Regions from separate parts of the Homo sapiens genome. Here region 1 is linked to region 2. A link is a contact called in ENCODE Hi-C or POLR2A ChIA-PET data. All regions are on one chromosome and are shown on one strand. The core of a region is the stretch at or near the end of the contact, and the rest is flanking DNA. Distances in the headings are between cores, read along the strand shown.

Region 1 (7,076 bases), core at 1,949-4,448, 250 kb before region 2:
TGAAGTAATCATCTAGGTGAGAGGGAGAGTGAATGGACCTGAGAGACAGAGAGAGAGAGAGGCTCACTCAAGTTGTATAGTGATCAAGTTAATGTGTTTGTTTTTCCAGCCACTTTTTATCTGCATGGTTGCAGGCAGAGACTCAGTGACAAGGTGAACTTAACTATAAAGAGCTGTAGTTTAGCCAGAGGAGTTTAACAAAGCCCAAGAAGAACAAGGAAATTGAAGATGTATGCAAATATGTAATGGTAATAATTGGCCATGGAACTTAAACTGAATAAGGAGGGAAGTAGTGTTTGTTAAAGGTCTTGATTATTTGTATATGAAAAGCAAAACAATCTAGTAAATACATTGTGTACCACTGAAATATTTGTTTCAGACTTTGTAGAATTCCTTTGGGATCCTTTGTCAACCTCACAGACAACAAGTTTAATAACACATTGCAGAGTGATTCTTGAAGAACATTCCACTTGTGAAAATGAAGTTAGTAAAAGCAGACAGGTAATAATTTCTAGAGTTGCGAACTCCATGATCTATCTCTAAATCATTATAATTTTCTTACAGATCTTGGTTTATAAAAGATGCAGAAGTGATTATCAGAAAACTGTTTGGGGGAAAACATATTTACTTTTGATTTATAGAAACTAGACTTTTTCTCAGACTGCACTGAGATGAAAAAAAAATTTTTTAAACTGGACTTGGCTATTTTTTATCTTTATAATAATAAGATGAAAGAATATACCTTGATACTTCTCAACACTGTGATAGGAGTGGTAATCATTTTAAATTATAGACATACATGTAAGGACCCAGATTATGACTTTCATTCCTATTAGCTTACTTTTCTCTGTTCAGTGATCTGATTTGTGTTCTCATGGCCCAGGCAGCCATCTTTCAGGATTATGAATATACACTGGCCCTGCAGAGATGAACCGGTATAAATTCATTAGTGCAAATTCATTTCTTCTAAAGGAAGACAACAATACTCATTACCTTTGTTCTTTTGGCAAAAATCCAGTGGCATTGTGGCTTTGCTTGAACAATGGTTTCAAAATTAGACTGACACTTATTGTATTAACTAGTTATTTGTAGTCTACCAAATAATAGTAGTCTCTTTAAGGATTCAAAGTTCAGTAAAACAGATCTTAATCTTACAATGATCTAGAATTGAATTCAGTGAACATAAGACATATTGGGGAACTTTTTAGAGTGATGTTGCTGAGAATCTTCTCACTCTTTCATTGTAGCATTTTTTTTTATTGTTTGTTGATGAGATTGTAGATTCATGCAGTTTTATGAGTAAACCAATTTTAGGTTGAGCTTTAGGAAATTAAGGAGAAATTGACAGACTGGAGAATGCCCGGAGTAGAATGACAGAGGTGGTTGAAAAGCAAGGAGGCATATCATATTCATATTATGAGCACCATTAAGTTTTAGCCCTTGGAACTGTGATTACAAAGGAGGATAGCTGTAAGAAATGAAAGGGAGAAAAGGGATACCAGCCTAATTCTGCCTTCAAGAAGCATGTAATCTCAGAGAAAATAAGATGCACATAAACTGTAACTTAAAACTGGAAGTGAAAAGGAGAAGTAGGGAAGATAACAAACACTTATTTAATTCCAATTGTGTACTAGGCACTCTGTAAGGTCTTGTACCTGTCATCTTAATCCCAGCAGCCCTATTTAAAAAATGGGTGATCGCCAGGTATGGCAGATCACGCCTGTATATCTGAGTGCTTTGGGAGGCTGAGGCAGGAGGATCTCTTCAGGCCAAGAGTTCAAGACCAGCCTGGGCATCATAGCAAGATCCATCTCTACCAAAAAAATAAAAATTAGCTGGGCTCCCCCTTGAGCCCAGGAGTTGAAGCTGCATTGAGCCTTGATTGTGCCACCACACTGCAGCCTGGGCAACAGCAAAACCCTGTCTCTTAAAAGGATGACAGCCTCATTTTATAGATGAAGAAAATGAATCTTTAAAACTAGTTGTCACAGTGCTACTATGAATGAGCACTAGGATTTGAACTTGGATAGTCTGCCTCTAAAGCCCAAGTTTGCCTCACTGACCATGTTGCCTCCCCTTGAGCAGCATAGATAAAGTACTGTGTCTTCAGGAGAGAGACAGGAGAGAGAGGTTACCTTCAGCAGTGGGGATAAGGAAATAATTTATCTTAGGGGTGGCATTTGAACTGTGGCTTGAGGGAAAGAATAGGATTTCAACATGTGGCAACAGAGAGAGAGGCATTTTCTGCTTACCTCCAATAGGATAAAAACTCAAGTAAAATAGATGGAAACTGTTGCAGGAATTAGAGATATTTAATTTGAAAGATGTACAGAGAGATGCTGTTTGTATTCAAAGAAGGTATAGATTTATTCTGTGCTGTTATGCAGCATAGAACCAAGATTAGTAGTTAAAAGCTACAAAGAAGCAGATATATAATCCTGCATTTGCTTTCCATATAGTATTGTTTAGTTATAACCTAAATGTAAATCATTATGCTTTACCATTTGTTAAATACTTTCACATTGTCTCATTTGATCCTCATAACCCTGTGAAATGTATTTATTTTAATTGCATTTTTACAGATGAAGCTGGGGCCCAGAAGGGTTAAGTCATTTTTGAAATACTTGAATACTAAGTGGTAGACCTGGCTCTTTGTGATCACTGAAGCCCTTCAGCAGTATTATGGATTCACTCATGAAGTCTTTTTTTTTTTTTTGAGGCGGAGTCTTGCTCTGTCACCCAGGCTGGAGTGCAGTGGTGTGATCTTGGCTCACTGCAACCTCCGCCTCCCAGGTTCAAGCAATTCTCCTGCCTCAGCCTCCCGAGTAGCTGGGACTACAGGCACCTGCCACCATGCCTGGCTAATTTTGTGTGCTTTTAGTAGAGACGGGGTTTCACTGTATTAGCCAGGATGGTATTGATCTCCTGACCTTGTGATCCGCCCACCTCGGCCTCCCAAAGTGCTGGGATTACAGGCAAACTCAAGCAGTTTTTATAATGGATGTTTTTATTCTGAAACCGCTCTGCTGTGAATGTAGAAAATGGGTTGTTTTCATAAGCAGGAGAATAGATTACATCAGGGTTTTCAGTCTCAGCACTACATTGGCATTTGGAACAGATAATTTTTTGTTGTGAGGGTTTGTCCTGTGCACTATAGTATGCTTAGCAGCATCCCTGGCTTGTGCCCACTAGGTGGCAGTAGCACTCCCCGGTCTTCACAACCAAAAATGTCTACACATTGTCAGGTATTCCCTAGGGATGGCAAAATGGCACTTGGTAGAGAATCACTTACACTATATAATGCCCCATGTTGCTAAGACAGTTCACCAGTGGGATCACTCCATTTCTTCAGTGATGAAAGAGAATGAGGTTCAAGAATGAAAATTGAGTCAGACAACATAGTTTCTGTTTTCAAAGTTAGAAGGAAATGCTGTAAGCTAATGCCTGGTAATAATAGTTTTGATTCTGACTAAAAATCTAAAGTAAATTATTATAGAGGAAGATTATGAATACTTAAATTTAAAAAGCAGTAATTACTATAATCTGTCATTGATAGGATTCCCAAATACAAATGATACTTAACATTGTTTATTGAAGCAAATTGTTATTATGATTGTTCTTAGGGATTAAATGGGGAAATATAAGCTTAAGTAAACCTAAAAAATAATGGCCAGTAGGGCATTGGCTACCTATGGGGAGTCTGTTAGTATTAGATATCTTCTCAGCTTTGCCCTGTTCAATATTTTTATTGAACTGGATAAGGAGTTAAAATACATACTAATGAAATGTGTCAGTGACAAAAAGCTAGGAATTCTGTAAGACTTGTGGATGGTAGAATTAGAATCCAAGAAGATTTCAAAAGATTGTAGAAAATTGACTGATTCAAGAAATTGTGAAAAAATAAATGCATGTCCCACCCATGCGTTTAAAAATTCAACTATATAAGTAAAAGATGAGAGAGACACAGTTTTGAAGCAGCATAAGTAAGACAGATTATAATCAATAAACCCAGCGTGAGTCAGCAGTGTCACTTGAGTAACAGAAAACAGGTACATGGGAGTTTCTCCTAGTATGTGTGTGCTATTTTGAGTAAGAATGGCATATTTGGTGATAATACCCACAGATTAGACCTTCCTGGGAATATTGCATTTAATTTTCGGTGTAAGCATATTAAGTGGAGAGTGTCTTAAGATAGTATGGGAAAGAGAAGATGTAAAAAAAAAAAAAGTATGATATTCATCTTAAAATCTAGAAAATTGTCATGTGGAAGTGGGGCTAGTTCTATTCTATATGATCCCAAGAAGTAAACCAAGACCAAGGAGTGGAAGCTGTGGGAGGGAAAAGTTTGTTAACTCTCATTGTTAACTGAAATCTAATAGTCCAAAGTTATGGGCAGCCTCAGGAGATAATGATCCCCTATCAGCAAATGGTTTTAGACATGGCTGGTGGACCATTTAGTAGAAATGTGAAAATAAGTCTAAACATCACTTGGGAGTTCAGATAGATTTTCAGACTCATTTTTTGTTTTTTCTTTTTTATCAACAGAATCTATTTCAAATAAATCTTACGCAATCCGATACGCAAACACACATACAGAAGTAAAACTGCTCCTACTGTTGTGAGCACCTGCCTTTATTCTTCCCCAACCATCCCCAACATTTGTCCAGGCCATCCTGGGATTACCTCCATGGATATAGAGAACAGCATAAAAACCATTGGCATCACACAAGTGCCTCTTTAAAGCTGTTTCAAAGTATATATATATACACAAAGGGTTGTATGTGAGTCTGAAAGTGTGATTCAGAATGCTTGTTAAAACTGTTTGGAGAACCTTATTTTCCATCAAACAAATGATGTTATTTAATACTTAGAAAAGTTAATATCTCACGGTTTTAAAATATGTGAATTTATGGGAGGTTTCTTTTCTTTTTTTTGTTTTTTTTTTTTTTTTTGACAGAACCTTACTCTGTCACCCAGGCTGGAGTGCAGTGGTGCAATCTCAGCTCACTGCAACCTCCACCTCCTGTGTTCAAGCGATTCTTGTGCCTCAGCCTGCCAAGCAGCTGGGATTACAAGCATGTGCCACCATGTGTGGCTAATTTTTTCTATTTTTAGTAGAGACAGGGTTTCACCATGTTGGCCAGGCTGGTCTCAAACTCCTGGCCTCAAGTGACCCACCCACCTCAGCCTCCCAAAGTGCTAGGATTACAGGCATGAGCCACGGCAACCGGCCAGTGAATTTATGTTTTGTTTTAAACAATTTATTTGGAAATATTAATACTTTGAAAGAAAACTTTCATGAATAAGAGTAGTATTTCCATATTCCCTTTACCAAGATTTACTTGTCATTAATATTTTGCCCCATTGGCTTTATCATTAGCCCTTCCATTTTAAATATATACATACAATATGTTTTCTCCTGAGTACTGAGAACAGGGTGCATATTTGTTAAGACAAGGATATTATGTTATATAACCAGAGTAGTTAGCAATTTCAGTAAATTTATCAACACTTAATCTACCATCCATATTCCACTTTTGCCAGTTGATTCAATAATGTCCTTTATAACATTTTCAATAGAACTATTTTAAGAAACAAAATTTAAACAATATGGGAACATTTGTCAAGGCCAGCATCCAAAATCATTAAAATTAAATGAAAAAAATCAAAGCAGCTTTTTTTGTATCATGAACACCTAACTCAGTAAGTTACATAAACTCAGATGCTATTTTTTGGAGATACTGTCTAGAAAATGCTTTTTTTTCTTTGAACAGAATTCAGAATGTTTAAAGAATGGAGTAAAATACAACTGAGTTTTAATTTTTAACATTAAATAAATGTTGATATATGGCCACTTGAGGAATATGTTATAGATAATTAAGTGGAAAGAGAAACGACTTCAGGTCATGCTTTTTAAGAAAAATATATTTGAATTCTACATTTATGGATAATTCAGTTAGTATATAGTATGTGACAGTTGAATTTGTGCTGTATACATTGTCATTGACTTAAAAATTAACTTTTACTCTAATGTGTAGTATGCCATTTTTATTTTTCAAATATGAATAAGAATATCATTATATAAATAATATAAATATTGCTAATATATGAAAAAAATAAACACTCATTGTCTTTCATCCTAGTACAAGGATTAATACCATCGTAGGATATTTTCATCCTGGCTTTTTTTTCAAAGTTATAATCCTAATAGGCATGTAAGTTAGTATACTACTTCTGCTTAATGTTATCTCATTGCGTATTTATAGTTGTCTGTTACTGTAGTCATCATAATCTTCAGCTAAAGTTTATGATAGATTCACTGGAGCGATGTAACATCTCCTTAAAATTCCCTGTGATTGAATAGTTTGGTCATTTCCAATTTTTTTATGTACAAACAAAATGGATTTCCCTAAGTGGATTTTCCAACAAAGGACCCACAGCTGGAGTATATAAAAGACTTGTACAAATCAGTAATAAAAAGACAGAACCTAATACAAAAAAATAGCAATGTTGGCAAGCAGCTTAATTAGGTACTTTGCAAAACGGCTTGCCAAGTGGCAAATAGGAATATGAAAAGATGCCCAACAGCACATTACTCAATGATAATTAAATGAGAATTAAAACAACAAAATGAAATATGACTGCATACCCACTATAATTGCAAACATTAAAAAACAAGAAAATGCCAATTATCGTAAGTATGTAGTGAAACAGGATTTATTTTATACTGCAGGAATGATGTAAATGGGATGCCACTATTCTAGAAACCGTTTGGTTTTTTGTACGTAGTTGAACGTATGGACATGAACTGTACTCCAGCCATTCCATTTCTATTTATATACCCATTAGAAATGTATGACCATGCATACTAAATGACATGTACAAGAATTTTTATGGCAGCATTATTTATAATAGCCACCAAACCAGAAATCACCTAAGTGTTCCATCAATAGTATTCATGCAACAAAATACTATATAGCAATGAAATTGATCCAACTATACCCATATGTAGCAACATGGATAAATAAGGTTTTTTTTGTACCCAATTGATAGTTATTTTAACAGCTGGTTATGTG
Region 2 (7,567 bases), core at 2,551-5,050:
GCTTCATCCATGTCCCTGCAAAGAACACGAATTCATTCTATTTTATGGCTGCATATTATTCCATGGTGTATATGTGACACCTTTTCTTTATCCAGTCTATCATAGATGGGCATTTGGGTTGGTTCCAAGTCTTTGCTATTGTGAATAGTGCTGCAATAATCATATGTGTGCATGTGTCTCTATAGTAGAATAATTTATATTCCTTTGGGTATATACGCAGTAATGGGATTGCTGGGTCAAATGGTATTTCTGGTTCTAGATCCTTGAGGAATTGCCACACTGTCTTCCACAACTCCCACCAACAGTGTAAAAGCATTCCTATTTCTCCATATCATCTCCAGCATCTGTTGTTTTCTGACTTTTTAATGATCGCCACTGTAACTGGCGTGAGATGGTATCTCATTTGGTTTTGATTTGCATTTCTCTAATGACCAGCGATGATAGATTTTTTCATGTTTGTTGGTCATGTAAATGTCTTCTTTTGAGAAGTGTCTGTTCATGTCCTTTGCCCACTTTTTGATGGGGTTCTTTGTTTTTCTTTCTTGTAAATTTGTTTAAGTTCCTTGTAGATTCTGTATATTAGACCTTTGTCAGATGGACAGATTGCGAAAATTTTCTCCAATCTGGAGGTTGCCTGTTCACTCTGATGATAGTTTCTTTTACTGTGCAGAAGCTCTTTAGTTTAATTAGATCCCATTTGTCAATTTTGGCTTTTGTTGCCATTGCTTTTTGTGTTTTAGTCATGAAGTCTTTGCCCATGTCTATGTCCTGAATGGTATCGCCTAGGTTTTCTTCTAGAGTTTTTATGATTTTAGGTCTTATGTTTAAGTCATTAATCCATCTTGAGTTATTGTTTGTATAAGGTGTAAGGAAAGGGTTCAGTTTCAGTTTTCTGCATATGGCTAGCCAGTTTTCCCAGCACCATTTATTAAATAGGGATTCCTTTCCTCATTACTTGTTTTTGTCAGGTTTGTCGAAAATCAGATGGTTGTAGATGTGTGATGTTATTTCTGTGGCCTCTGTTCTGTTCCGTTGGTCTATATATACATCTGTTTTGGTACCAGAACCAGGTTGTTTTGGTTAATGTAGCCTTGTAGTATAGTTGGAAGTCAGGTAGTGTGACGCTTCCAGCTTTGTTCTTTTTGCTTGGGATTGTCTTGGCTGTATGCGCTCTCTTTTGGTTCCATATGAAATTTAAAGTAGTTTTTTTCTAGTTCTCTGAAGAAAGTCAATAGTAGCTTGATGGGAATAGCATTGAATCTATAAATTACTTTGGGCAGTATGGCCGTTTTCACAATATTGATTCTTCCTATCCATGAGCATGAGATGTTTTTTCATTTGTTTGTGTCCTCTCTTATTTCCTTGAGAAGTGGTTTGTAGTTCTCCTTGAAGAGGTCCTTCGCATCCCTTATAAGTTGGATTCCTAGGCATTTTATTTTCTTTGTAGCATTGTGAATGGGAGTTCACTCATCATTTGGCTCTCTGTTTGTCTATTATTGATGTATAAGAATGCTTGTGATTTTTGCACATTGATTTTTTATCCTGAGACTGCTGAATTTGCTTCTCAGCTTAAGGTGTTTTGGGGCTGAGACAATGGGGTTTTCTAAATATACAATCATGTCATCTGCAAACAGAAACAGTTTGACTTTCTCTCTTCCTATTTAAATATACTTTATTTCTTTCTCTTGCCTGATTGCCCTGGCCAGAACTTCCAACACTATGTTGAATAGGAGTGGTGAGAGAGGGCATCCTTCTCTTGTGCCAGTTTTCAAAGGGAACGCTTCCAGCTTTTGCCCATTCAATATAATATTGGCTATGGGTTTGTCATAAATAGCTCTTATTATTTTTAGATATGTTCCCTCAATACCCAGTTTTTTTAACTGTTTTTAGCATGAAGGGGCATTGAATTTTATCGAAGGCCTTTTCTGCATCTATTGGGGTCTCACCCAGTTGGGTGGCACGGGGAGCAGGACCCATTTAACAAAGCACTTTGGCTGTCCCTTGGTGGAGGGGGTGTGCCATGCTGGGGGGAAACTCACTCGTCTGAGTTGCCCGGATTACTCAGAACTAGCAGGAGGAAAGACTAAGTCTGCTGGTCTGCAGAGAATATAGCCACTCCTCCTCCTAGGAGCTCAGGCCCAGGGACATCAGAGTTCTGTCCCTGAGCCCCTGAATGGAGTTGTTGGAGTTCCTCCAGGGAGGCACCCCAGTGAGGAGGGATGGGTCAGGGTCAGGCCTGAAGATGCACTCTGGCTGCAGTCTGCCACAGCCTGTGTGTTGCCCTGTGAGGAATAACCTCTTAAGACCAAGCCTTCCAGCCTCCCTGGCTCCAGCCAGGGAAAAGTGCAGCCTGGAGCTATAGAGATGGCTGCCACCCTTCCTCTACCCCAAGAGCTTAGTGTATTAGACAGCTAGCAGTCCCATTGTTGGCTGCTGCCCTTCCTCCAAGTCTCTTGGAAGGCTTAGACAGTAGGCGGCTGCCCCTCCCCACCAGGAACTCAGCCTGTTTAAGCAGTTTCTAGCTGAGTGGCTGTTGAGAATCTGCTCAGCTTTGTGGTTTTCTAGGCCCCAGTGGTGTGAGCTCACTAGTGAGATTTTCTAATCTGTGGATTACACAGTTCCATGGGAAAAGCACAGTTTCCCAGGCTGGATAGCACTCTTACTCACCACCTTCCTTGGCTGGGGGGTGGAAGCTCCCCTGTCCTGTGTGGCTCTCAGGTGGGCCACTGCACCATTCTGCTCTTCCTTTCTTTCTGTGGGTCACGCCAGCTGCCTAGGGTCAGTCCTGATGACAGAACCTGCATACCTTGGTTGCCGGTGCTGGATTTGCATGCTGTTTTGGTTCTTTTCAGTGGGAGCGTCTGATCACTGCTGCTTCTAGTTGGCCATCTTGACTGCAGTCATTCTTTCTATCTTAGAGCTTCTGATAGATGTGTAGTAGTATCTCACTATGGCTTTAATTTGCATTTTCCTAATGGCTAAAAACATAGAACATCTTTTCATGTGCTTATTTATCTTCTGTATTTGTTTTTTGACGAAATGCCTTTTCATGCCTCCTGCCCATTTTCTACTTGGATTGTTAGCTTTTTTGTTATTGAATTTGGAGAATTTAAAATATATATATATTCTTGACATTAGTCCTTTGTTGGGCATATGGTTTTAAAATATTTTATTCTCCTCTATGGTTTGCATTCTTATCCACTGTTACAGTTTTTTCTGATTCATTCTAATTCCTAGCCTCTTTCCTTCAATGCTGTCTTCAGAGGTATTTTAGTACCAGGAACTCCTAACATGAAAATCCTTGTAGGATTCCAGTAGAGACTGGAAAATTGTTTATAAAACTGGTAAAATTTACATAAATATCTGGATCTTAGCTTCTCCAAAAGAATCAGGTAATCAGGCAACACTGGTTTGCATTTATTTTGATAACACTCAGAACTCACTTTAGATAGTACTCTCTGAGTTTTCACTTTCTTCACTTTTTCCTGTTGGCTAATAACCAGACTGCTTTATTTACTTCTGTTAGAGTTTGTATATGGTTGGTTTGTCCCACCAAATCTTACATTGAAGTTTGATCCCAGTGTTGGAGGTGGAAACTACTGGGAGGTATTTGTGTCACTGGGGGTGGATCCCTCATGAATAGATTAATCCTTTCTCTGGGGAGGGGTTGAGATGAATGAGTTCTCATACTATTAGTTCCCATGAGAGCTGGTTATTAAAAAAGAACCTAGAGTTTCCTTCTCTCACTTCCTCTCTTACCAGGTGATCTCTGTACACATTGGCTCCCCTTTGCCTTCTGCCATGAGTGAAAGCAGCCCGAGGCTTTTGCCAGATGCAAATGCCCAATCCTGAACTTTTCAGCACTCCAGAATTGTGAGCCAAATAAATCTTTTTTCTTTATAAATTGCCCAGCCTCAAGTATTCTTTTATAGCAGGACAAAATGGACTAAGATGCTTCTTTACCTGCCTAGCCCTGGTAGGCATTAAGATTTTAACCCCTGGCTGACACAGTACAGTTTAAATTCTCTTGCATGATATGGTAGGCTGAATTATGTTCCCCAAAAACACCTAAGTCCTTGTAAAACAAAAATAAAATTCTAACCCCCCCACCCCCACCCCAACCATCTGAATGGACTTCCTCCTCAGCCAGGACACTCTTAAAATTTAACCTGAAAGATTGGTTCAGGCCATTGCAGGAAGTGGGGCTCAGACATGCCTCATTACGCCTCTCTGGCATTAACATCAACACAGACCTTAAGTCTGATAAGAAGTATTTACAATCTATTCTCTCTGAAGCCTGCTACCTGAAGACTTTCTCTGCACACTAAGAACTTTAGTCTCCACAATCCTTTATCTTAACCCAGACATTATCTATTTTCTTTCTATTGATCCCAGGTCTTTATATAAACTCAACCATTTGGCAACCAGAAAATTTAAAAATCACCTATAATCTGGAAGCTCCCCCCAGCCCCCCACTTCAAATTGTCCTGCCTTTCTGAACTGGACTCATGTATTTCTTAAATGTATTTGATTGAAGTCTCATGTCTCCCTAACATGTATAAAACCAAGCTGCACCCCAACTTACACAGCGTCCATGTGAAGAGACCACCACAGGCTTTGTGTGAGCAACAAGGCTGTTTATTCCAGCTGGGTGCAGGCGGGCTGAGTCCAAAAAGAGAGTCAGAGAAGGGAGATAGGGGTGGGGCCGTTTTATAGGATTTGGGTAGGTAGTGGGAAAATTACAGTCAAAGGGGGTTGTTCTCTGGCTGGCAGGGGCAGGGGACATAAGATGCTCAGTGGGGGAGCTTTTGAGCCAGGATGAGCCAGGAGAAGGAATTTCACAAGGTAATGTCATCAGTTAAGGCAGGAACAGGCCATTTTCACTTCTTTTGTGATTCTTCAGTTACTTCAGGCCATTTGGATGTATACGTGCAGGTCACAGGGGATATGATGGCTTAGCTTGGGCTCAGAGGCCTGACACAACCCCCTTGGGCACGTGTTCTCAGGACTTCCTGAGGGCTGTGTGACAGGCTGTGGTCACTCGTATTTGGCACAGAATAAATCTCTTCAAATATCTTACAGAATTTGCCTCTTTTTATTGACATCCTGATTCCTAGAACCTGCAAATACGTTACCTTATGTAGCAAAAGGGACTTTGTTGAGGTTGATTAAGTTAAGGATCTTGAGAGGGGGAATTATCCTGGATTATCTGGATAGGCTTGATGTAATCACAAGGGTTCTTACAAAACAAGAGCAGAAGGGACAGGGTCAGAGACGAGATGTGGACAGAAGCAGAAGCTGAAATTATGCACTTTGTAGACAAAGGTAGAGGCTGCAATTCAAGGGATGCAAATGGCCTCTAGAAACTGGAAAAGGCAAGAGAACAGATCTCCCATTGAATGTCCAGAAGCAGTGCAGCTCTTCTGATACCTTGGTTTTAGCCTGTAAGATCTATTTTGGATTTCTGACCTTCAGAATTGTAAGCTAATACATCTGTGCTGTTTAAGCCACTAAGTGTATGGTAATTTGCTACAACAGCAACAGGAAACTAGCACTCACAGTGTTTAAGTTTATTTACTACCTGACTTCAACAAATCCCTGAATGCTGGTTTCTTTCCCCTTTGCTCCATTCTCTGTATACCCTATAGTCTCCACATGAAATTACTCATCATTCCCCAGGACACCATGTTTTTCACATCTCCATGTTTTTGAGTCATGCTTTTTGCCTAAAATTCTATCTCTTTCCATAAAACTTCTAGAAAAGAAAGGGGGAAGCCTACTTTAATATTATAACTACCAAAGATATTTTTACCACTTACAGTGCAGACAAGCTGAAGTTGATGAAAGATGCCACAGATCATTCCACAAGTTTCCCACCTGAGAGAGTACACCCTATTATAAGAGTCCCATTAAGATACCCTAATTTGGAAGAATTCAAACTGGAAAAGAAGGCAGTTCTCTGTGGATCAGGTGGGGAGTTCTTGGCTTGATGTCCTTTTAGCATTGTAGAATAACACTGGGAAGCCAATGTGATGGGAGGTGCAAAGGCAGGTATGGGCATGGCAAATGGAAAGGTGACAAATGGTGGGACCTCCTAAAGATGCAGCTTCTTTGTGCCTTTCTGTGGATCCCAGTTTTAGTATTTAGCATGTCATGCATTTGTAGTTAAAATCTAAAGCTAACTTAAGAAAAGAGTTGAGACTGTAGTCAGCCAGGTTCAGCTTTGCTTGCAGCACTGGTGGTCCCAGGAAACAGAGCAGCTGTCTCCCAGTGGAACAGAAAGAACTGCTCTAGCTGACAGCAGTTGCATTTGCACCGACTCAACCAAGGCAGTGAGCAGTTCCCACCACATGCCTATGGAGACGTGCTGCTCCCAGGCTGCTGGGCACCACTCAGTCTGATTCCTGGCTGGGCTCACTGCCACGTCTGCTGAACCACTTTGTTTTCCAAGATCTACAATGCCACCAGTATGACCAATTAATATTGCCAAGGCACCTGCCACAGTTGGCCATGGCTTCTGGGAATGGTAGTGACAACAGATACACAGGCAGGACACAAACCAAGCTTTGTGGGTAGTTCCCAGCATTTTACCAAAACTGCCTCTTTTGCTGCAGGGAGATATTTTCCCTTTCAGATATGGAACTTTCCATTCGAGACGCCCATACTCTACCCCAGCCAGCCTCCTCTTCCACAGGGAGATGCATCATCTTCTCATAATTCCTCTTTATGCAGCCCTTAAGTATGGCCTACACAGCACATGCTTAAGCACAGCAGAGCTTTCCTCTTAAGCCTGAGGTCTTTCACGGCACCTCTTCCTCTGGCACTGCACTAGCAGGGCAGTGAGATTTCAGAATCCTGACATTCTGCTGCCACTGCTCATCTGCTTGATTTGCATGCAAGGCAGAACCCTCTCTAAAAGTGACAACTAGAAAGTATTTTAAGATGCCGGCTCCTAGCATTATTAATCCACCTAATATGTCTCTGAGGGACTAGGGGGCAATCTTGTAACTCCATGCTGGTTTTTCAACAGTGTTAGCATGGGCTTTTATCAGAGACTTTAGAATTTTCAATTGCTTCTATGTAGCTACTTCCAGGATTTCTTCACCATAATTAGTTCTTGTCACATGTTTAACCTGTTGTTTTCAGAAACTGATGAAACCTAATGAATTCTTTTAGAACTATATTGTTTAGGGAAAGGTAGACGTGTGGGATGAAGAGAAACAAAGCCTTATAGATGCTCAAAAATCAGCCCCAGCTCTAAAGAGATAATGCAGCTTGGATTTTCTGATACTCTCCTTGAACTTTCCAATCAGGAAATAGGCACTGGGAGAGGGAAACCACATTTTCCTCTCTTTTTCAAAAAAAATGTTGCCCAACAGGTTTGTGCTATTTCTGATAACAAAGCCCGTGTGGGCTGTGTCATCCAATTATATCCCCGTAAGATCTTTGTGATAGATTGATTTTCACTCCCAGTTGATGAAATTGTTGTCTTTTTTTCCCCTTATGTCTTCACAGGCTTTTTAGTGGAAAGTTGAAAAATGCTGCATTTGGGCCCACTAGCTGGATT

The links. Hi-C counts contacts between places; a loop is a spot of excess contacts on that map. ChIA-PET counts read pairs that join two places held with the same protein, here RNA polymerase II (POLR2A). Pooled maps may share reads with other maps.
Region 1: a pooled map shows a loop between it and region 2 (3-fold over the local background). The contact joins two enhancer-like sites. A Hi-C loop is called at or near these places in 2 of 50 pooled maps. POLR2A ChIA-PET finds 5 or more read pairs at or near these places in 2 of 52 experiments (OCI-LY7 and activated T-cell).

The regions. Positions count from the first base shown.
Region 1 is chr2:75,673,618-75,680,693 of GRCh38, reverse strand. GCFC2 (GC-rich sequence DNA-binding factor 2) reads left to right here. Exons shown (of 17, transcript NM_003203.5): 12 at 380-501. It overlaps LOC124906025 (a long non-coding RNA gene), which reads right to left. Exons shown (of 2, transcript XR_007087113.1): 1 at 842-7,076. Among named protein-coding and RNA genes, the nearest start is that of MRPL19, 30 kb to the right of the region's middle. Within about 2 kb of position 3,198, at least 2 of the 41 ENCODE cell types and tissues checked have a DNase peak (open chromatin) inside an H3K27ac peak, as active enhancers do.
Region 2 is chr2:75,428,109-75,435,675 of GRCh38, reverse strand. No RefSeq gene overlaps it. Among named protein-coding and RNA genes, the nearest start is that of EVA1A-AS, 92 kb to the left of the region's middle. RefSeq lists enhancers at 2,110-2,269, 2,300-2,379, 2,580-2,849, 2,860-2,939 and a silencer at 2,420-2,509. Within about 2 kb of position 3,800, at least 3 of the 41 ENCODE cell types and tissues checked have a DNase peak (open chromatin) inside an H3K27ac peak, as active enhancers do.